Regions from separate parts of the Homo sapiens genome. Here region 2 is linked to region 1. A link is a contact called in ENCODE Hi-C or POLR2A ChIA-PET data. All regions are on one chromosome and are shown on one strand. Each heading gives the region's core, a stretch centred on a gene start or an enhancer-like site at or near the end of the contact. The rest is flanking DNA. Distances are from core to core; before and after follow the strand shown. Region 1 has its middle 16 kb from the start of EPB41. Region 2 overlaps MECR (mitochondrial trans-2-enoyl-CoA reductase).

The links. Hi-C counts contacts between places; a loop is a spot of excess contacts on that map. ChIA-PET counts read pairs that join two places held with the same protein, here RNA polymerase II (POLR2A). Pooled maps may share reads with other maps.
Region 2: a map of breast epithelium shows a loop between it and region 1 (5-fold over the local background). The contact joins two enhancer-like sites. A Hi-C loop is called at or near these places in 113 of 168 maps with a recorded cell type or tissue (A673, B cell, CD14-positive monocyte and 66 more), 37 of 37 single-sample maps with no recorded cell type and 50 of 50 pooled maps. POLR2A ChIA-PET finds 5 or more read pairs at or near these places in 14 of 52 experiments (A673, AG04450, CD4-positive, alpha-beta T cell and 10 more).

Annotation. Positions count from the first base shown.
Region 1 is chr1:28,896,924-28,900,731 of GRCh38, forward strand. It overlaps a transcript of EPB41 not described here. Among named protein-coding and RNA genes, the nearest start is that of EPB41, 16 kb to the right of the region's middle. Within about 2 kb of position 1,823, at least 4 of the 41 ENCODE cell types and tissues checked have a DNase peak (open chromatin) inside an H3K27ac peak, as active enhancers do.
Region 2 is chr1:29,209,036-29,212,843 of GRCh38, forward strand. All of the region lies in intron 3 of MECR (mitochondrial trans-2-enoyl-CoA reductase), which reads right to left. Among named protein-coding and RNA genes, the nearest start is that of MECR, 20 kb to the right of the region's middle. RefSeq lists enhancers at 184-685, 1,454-1,573. Within about 2 kb of position 1,661, at least 2 of the 41 ENCODE cell types and tissues checked have a DNase peak (open chromatin) inside an H3K27ac peak, as active enhancers do.

The sequences.
Region 1 (3,808 bases), core at 573-3,072:
GCCTGGGGCCAATGGGGCCCACTGGGGTCTCTGGCTGAGGGACATATCTGGGAGGAGGAGGCAGAGCTGGGTTGAGGGTAAAAGCCATTCAGCTGCTCTCACTACCTTTCCCCTCAGTTTCCCAGGCAGCAGCTATGTCTGAGCTGGACACTGGGGCAAGGCCTGTGGCCACCAGGGCCCAGGGTACCCACTCCTATCTCAGGGGTCCCTTGTGGTGACCCTGGTAGGTCTGGTAGGGATGAGACCTCTTTGGGGTGGGGGCCAGGCAGGAGCTGTGTGGTGCAGAAAAGCCCTGGGTTCTAGACCTACCAGTGTTACTGAGTGTCTGTGCCACCTCAGGAATCACCAGGCCTGGTGGCTCACACCCGTAATCCCAACATTTTAGGAGGCTGAGGCAGGAGGATCACTTGTGCCCAGGAGTTCAACACAAGCCTAGGGAACATGGAGCAACCCCATCTCTACAAAAAAATACAAAAATCAGCTGGGCGTTGTGCATGTGCCTGTCATTCCAGCTACTTGGGAGGCTGAGGTGGGAGGATCCCTTGAGCCCAGGAGGTTGAGGCTGCAGTGAGCTGTGATTGCACCATTATGCTCCAGCCTGGGTGACAAAGTGAAACCCCTGTAGGTAGGTAGGTAGGAAGGTAGGAAGGGAAGGGAAGCGGAGGGAAGGGAAGGGAAGGGGAGGGGAGGGGAGAGGAGGGGAGAGGAGGGGAGAGGAGGGGAGAGGAGGGGAGGGGACAGGAGGGAAGGGAAGAAAGGAAGGGAAGGAAAGGAAGGAAAGAAAGAAGGCACTCCCATCACTCCCTCTCTCTTGCCCTCCTTTTCCTTGCCTTGAAAGTGAGAATAAGAAAACCTGTTTTGCTTGCCTCGAAGATTCAGTGATAAAATACAACTACAGACAGTAAACATTTATTGAGAGCTGATGGGCTAGGTTCTGGGGGCACAAAGGTGACTCACTCAGTGTTCCTGCTCCTTAAGGACGAACTGCCATGTGCAGAGTGAGCCCAGGGGAGCAGGTGGTTAACTCAGGGGCATCAAGGGGAAAAGAGCTAGGTTGGGCTTTGAAGGATGAGTAAGAGCTCTCTAGGTAGGCAATGGCAGGAACAACTTTCTAGGTACAGGGAATGGCATGTACAAAGGCTCAAGACTGCATACTGTGCTCAGGATAGATGAGCACTGTCGTTGGTGTGGCTGGAGCACAAAGGGAAAGGCTGGCAGTGACAGGAGATGAGGCTGGTCAGGGAAGTAGGGCCCACGTCAGGCAGACCTTTGGGGATGTCACTGGCTCCCCTCTCCTTCCTGCACCCTCACAACTGCCTGTTCTGCTCAGAGAGACAACCAGGACCTTCCCATGCTGCTCCTCCCCTTGAGTTCCCACCTTCTCCCCTCATCTTCACCACCCCAGCCAGATCAAGTGGCTGCCTCTCTCAGGAGTCAATAACCTGGCTGCCCTGCCAGCCCTGCCACTGAAAAGCCATGTGGCCTCCAGTCACTCACATACCCTGTCTATCTCAGTTTCCACCTCAGTGAAGTGGGAACAGCAGGCTTTCCTCCCAGAGAAGGGCGGAGGCTTCAATGAGATAATCTCCACAAATGGCCTGGCCCAGTGTCTGTATATATTGGGCACCCATAAACAGGAGCTAATTAAGCCATCATTATTTAGACTCCTCAATCTCCTTGGCCCCACCCACTGCTTCCCCTTTACCTCTCCTGGCAGCCCGTTCTAGCCAAGAAAGGAAGGAAAAGATTAAGAAACAAGCCCAAGTCTTCAGAGGGGTGCTGGCCCACTGCCAAGCTGGCTCCCCTCCTGCCCCTTGCCCGCCTTGGCCTTGGGCCCCAGGATTCTCAGTCCTGAGGCCTGGGCACTCTCCCACCCCCTGCACTAGATGCCCTGCCCTGGCTGGAGGCCAAAGCCAGCAGCAGCCTTGAAACAGGACACATATTTAGAAAATAGCTTTATTTTTTTTTTCCTCTGGGAGTGGATAAGGAAGCCCTTTTTTTCTGGTGCTTTCGTGAAGAGTGTGATGTTCAGTATTTCTGGAGGTCCAGTGGTCGGGGTAGAGCTGGATCCCTCAGCCTTCTGGATCATGCAACAGACGCTAGCCACCAAGTCCCTTATGGAACAGACACGGACCTCAGATCAAAGCAAGTGTCTGTCAGTGCAAGATCACACAGTAGAAGCCCAGGTCTCCAGACCCTCTGTGCACTGTCTCATAGATGCATGTGGTGCAGTGGCCTTGGCTGTCACTTTACCTCTCTGAGCCTCAGTTTTCTGCACTGTAGAGTGGCACCGATTTTACCATAAAGATCGGCAATAATGTACAGAAAGCACCTAGTGAGTCCTCAGTGGCAGGAAGCTACTGTTAGAGCTGCTGCCTCTTAAAAACTTCTTCTGCCCTTCCCCTTCCTGATCTAGGGACTTGGAATATCTGCTATGATTTCTATTGAACAAATGACACCTGATAAGCCAGTTTTAAAGCAGGAGGCTCAGCATCTGTTATGCTTCCCTCCCCTCTTCCCCCTTTCCTGGGACATTCTAGCCCCACCCATGACAGTTTCCCTTTTGCAGCCTCCGATGATGCCACTGCAGGCACTCAAGAAAAGCAGAGAGTAGGAAGGGCCCCATGCCATCCAGGCTTAGGCTGGGGGGAAAGTGATGGACTGTGAACTTGGAACCATCCTCGGGAGCTAGGATGACTTGAAGACTTCCACAGATGCTGGGAAATAGGCCTAAAAGAGAAAACCTGGTTCACAGCCCCAAAAATGGTAGAGTGGAAGGAACACCAGCCCTCCTAGCTCTCCACACTGTGAGATCTTGGGCAAATTACCTACCCTTCCTGAGCCTTCATTTTCTGATTTAAAAAAGGAAGGGGATGGATTGAGGTCAGAGGTTTCTACTAATACTACAGGATTAAAAGTAGGGATTTGTGAGCAGAGAGACTTTGGTTTAAATCCCAGCTTCACCCCTTACCAGCTGTGAGACCTCTAGCAAGTTGTTTTACCTAAGTGAGCTTCAGTTTTTTCCCCTATAACGTGGGGAAAATATTAGCATCTTCTCATAGGATTATTTAAGGGCTAAATTAAATAATTTGTATGAAGTACTCAGTCCGTAGCTGACAGACATGGTGGAATTATTATTGTTGTTTTTGTCATCGTTATTCTATGATCGGTAGAGATAATAAGAAGTCATAAAAGAGCTCATTGAGAAGGAAGGACTTGAGAAATGTACAGGATTGATTGAATTATTCATTCATTCAATAAATATTTAGAGTTTCCACAGATAGGCCAGAGACTAGCAGCAGAAAGGTGGAGTCAGACAGAGCTGCCTATTCTAGCTGTGTGATGTGGGATCATTTACTTCTTCTTCTTTTTTTTTTTTTTTGAGATGGAGTCTCCTTCTATCACCCAGGCTGGAGTGCAGTGGCATGACCTCGGGTTACTGCAACCTCTGCCTCCCAGGTTCAAGCAAACCTCCAACCTCAGCCTCCCAAGTAGCTGGGGATATAAGCATGCACCACCATGCTAGGCTAATTTTTGTATTTTTAGTAGAGATGGGGTTTCACCATGTTGGCCAGGCTGGTCTTGAACTCCTGACCTCAAGTGATCTGCCCCTCTCAGCCTCCCAAAGTGCTGGGATTACAGGCATGAGCCACTGTGCCTGGCTGGATCATTTACTTCTCTTCTCTTGGTCTCATGCCTTTGTTTGTAAAATGGTGAGAATAGTGGGCAAAATGTTACCTCCCGGGCTGTCCTGAGGCTAAAGAGGGTTTAAGTGCACTAGTCTGTCTGTGTCTGATTCCTTTCCCAC
Region 2 (3,808 bases), core at 411-2,910, 310 kb after region 1:
GGAGAGTGATGGGAAGAGTGGCTTGAGACATGGCTGGCCTGGCTGATGCAGCAGGGGCCGGGCAGGTGATATTAGACTTTCAGAATTCTGACCCACAGTAACCATGAGTTCCACTGTGAATTCGTACATATACATACATGAATGTACGTGTAACACAAGCCTGTGTTTCACAGAATACTTACCCTTACTATGTGTGATACTCTGCTATTTTTCATTCTTTTCTGCTCAACTTTAATTTTAAAAAGTGCTATTTGCAACTCACTAGATTGATTTCTCGAATGGGTCACAACCTGTGGTATGAGAACATGACCTCAGCACTGTGGTATGGAGAACTGATCTTGTTTTAGTGAATGAGTGAGTGGGAAGCCTGTAACAAGCTTTAAGAGGAGACTGAGATGATCCGATGTATGCTTTAAGATCACTTTATTGCTGGGTGAAGACTGTGGAGTGGGGAGGGGCAGCGTGGAAGCCAGAGGTCTTTGTGGGGGTCGAGGTATGAGATGATGGCTGCCTAGTCTGGGACTTTGGCAGTGGGGATGAGGAACAGAAGATGGATTTGAGTTCTATTTTAAAGACAGAATCAATAGGATTTGGTGAGGACTGCGTGAGGGGTCTGCACTCACACAGGCAGGATCTTGTATGAAGAAGGGGTGAAGAGGGTAGGCTTTGGAGTCAGAGAGACTCCAGCCTTGGTTCCACAGTGTCCTCACTGTGTCACCTTAGGGAAATTGCTTGGAGCCTTGTTGGCTCAGCATCTGGTCACAGTGGCAGCTCGGGGCCCTTGGCCTATGCTTCCAAAGCTCTTGGGCATGCCTGCTCACTATCCAGTTGCTGGGATTCTAATGGTGTCCTGGTCCTATGTGGGTCAGCTGTGGGAAGCAGGGGGCAGCCTGGGTAATCACTAACTGTGCTATAGGAAACGGGGATGTCAATGTGGGCTTTAGGGACCAAGAACTGGGGACAGGAGGCAGGAACACTTTTTTTTTTTTTTTTGAGATGGAGTCTTGCTTTGTCGCTCAGGCTGGAGTGCAGTGGCACGATCTCAGCTCACTGCAAGCTCTGCCTCCAAGGCTCCCGCCATTCTCCTGCCTCAGCCTCCCAAGTAGCTGGGACTACACGTGCCCGCCACCACACCCGGCTAATTTTTTTGTATTTTTTAGTAGAGATGGGGTTTCACTGTGTTAGCCAGGATGGTCTCGATCTCCTGACCTCGTGATCCGCCCATCTTGGCCTCCCAAAGTGCTGGGATTATAGGCATGAGTCACTGTACCCGGCCCAGGAACACTTTTTATAGAAGGCTGTGTCAATCCTAGAGTAGGTCTATGGCTGAGAAAATAAGAGACTGAAAAGGCGAGGATTCCTCTGTAATCCAGGAAGTGCCCCAGCATCCTGTGGGCTTCCCCCGGACTGGCCTTCAAATCATCGTTCCCATTCATCTCAGCTAACACTTACTGTACTCTACCGTGCACCAAATGCTTAGTGCAGGGCTTTCTATGTATGAAATCCAGGGCATTTTCTAATTCCCCTTATGGCACGACAATGGAAATCCAACCCTTGATATGGATTTCTGGGGCTTAGCAGTCCCTAATCCTCTTCTCAAGAGACTCTGGGTGGGAGGGAGGCAGCACCCGTGGTCAGAGACAAGGGCTTTCAGGGTTTCAAGTAGAACTCTTAGGCTTGAAGTTGGAGAGACCTGCTTAAAAACCCTGGCTCTACCACTCACTAGTGTGTGACTTTGAATGATCACTTCACCTTTTTTGAGTTTCCATTTCCCTAATCTGTGAAATGCAGAGAGTAACACTTATGTCATAGTGTGAAGATTAAACTAAAGACATTTGTACAGAGACTATCACTATGCCTAGTACACAGTGGGTGTATAACACACATTGTTTTCCTTTAATGATGCTAATTCCCAGACTTTAGCTCTGAGGATTCCCAATTCCTCAGTCATATGCAACTGACCCTTAACCATCTCCATTGTTGAACTTGGGGGTCAGCAAACTGTGGCCTGTGGGCTAAATCTGCCTCACCACTTGTTTTTGTAAATAAAGGGTTTTTTTTTTTTTTGTTTTGAGACAAGAGTCTTACTCTGTTGCCCAGGTTGGAGTGTGGCTTACTGCAACTTCTGCTTCCTGGTCTCGAGCTATCCTTCCATGTCAGCCTCCCCAGTGGCTGGGACTACAGGTGTACGCTGCCACACTTCGCTAATTTTTTGTAGAGATGGACTTTCACCAAGTTGCCCAGGCCATTCTTGAACTCTTGGACTCAAGCGATCTGCCCGCCTTGGCCTCCCATGCTGGGATTACAGGCATGAGCCACCATGCCTGGTCCTGTAAATAAAGTTTTATTGGAACACAGCCATGTTCACTCAATTGTTTATATATTGCCTGTGGCTGTTTACGATAGTAGAGTTGGGTAGTCACAAAGATGATATAGCCTACGAAGCCTAAAATATTTACTATTTGGCCCTTTAAGATAAAAATTTGCCAACTCCTGATCTAATGCATACAGAAATTTGGCATTTGCAAAGATCATTGCATATATTCTCAGTTGAGTACTGCTGAGACATGCTAGGCAGTGACAATTAGTCCCATTTTCGAGATGAAAAAACTGAGGCTCAAAGTAGCTGTGACTTAAATTAGGTCATACAGCGGAGCTGGAAAGAGAACTTGCCCCCTGATTCCAAAGCCAGTGCACTTTCTACGGCTCTGTGCTTCCTCAGGAAGGTTTTGCATATTTCCCAAGGAGAAAGTCAGTTGGCAAAGATCTATCCACACCATCTGGTCTGGTCTCCCCTGGGATTGGCTGCACGTGGGAAAAGGCTGGCTATGGGCTTAGCAACAGCTAGGCAGCTCAGAACCATGAAAAATGACCAAGCTGTGGCCAACTAAGAACTTACCTGTTTAATAGTTGCCACTCTTACTAAATGGCAGTCTTCACGAGAAGAAAGACCATGTCTGTTCACTGCTGTGTCCTCAAGCCCAGCATGCTGCAGATGCTCACAAAATGTTTACTGAATACACTGAGTTAATTGCAGTCCTCACAATTATAAAATCCTCATCCTCTCTGGCTGGCACCTTGCTTAAAAGACTCACCTGCTGGCCAGGCGCAGTGGCTCAATGCCTGTAATCCCAACATTTTGGGAGGCCGAGGCGGGCAGATCACCTGAGGTCAGGAGTTCAAGACCAGCCTGGCCAACAAGACGAAACCCCATCTCTACTAAAAGTACAAAAATTAGCCAGGTGTAGTGGTGGGCGCCTGTAGTCCCAGCTACTCGGGAGGCTGAGGCAGGAGAATTGCTTGAACCCATGAGGTGGAGGTTGCAGGTTGCAGTGAGCCAAGATTGCACCAGCCTGGGCAACAGAGCGAGACTCTGTCTCAAAAGATAAACAAAACAAAACAAAAGAATCACCTTTTCTCCAGGGAAGAATCCCTGTTCTGGGTACCCCCACCACCACATGTACAATTACCCATACACCTGGCAGACATCCTTTATTGTTCTCTTCTCCAAACTGAAAGTATTGCCAAGTCCTGTTACTTTAGCCCTTGACTCCATGCCCTCTTCTCCAGCCCTACGACACTGTCTTATTCAGACCCTCACACTTCATCATCTGAAGCCTGACTTGTTTGCCCACCTCCTCACTGGCTTTCTGCCTCCACCCTCTGCCTTTCCAGACCAATGGTTTCCAGACCATTCTCTGCATTGCACAAATCCTATCAAATCATTCCTCTACTTAACTCTCTGTTGGTACCCCTCGCACCGTGGATGCAGGACCGCTGGGACCCAGCCCCACCCCACCTTTCCAGC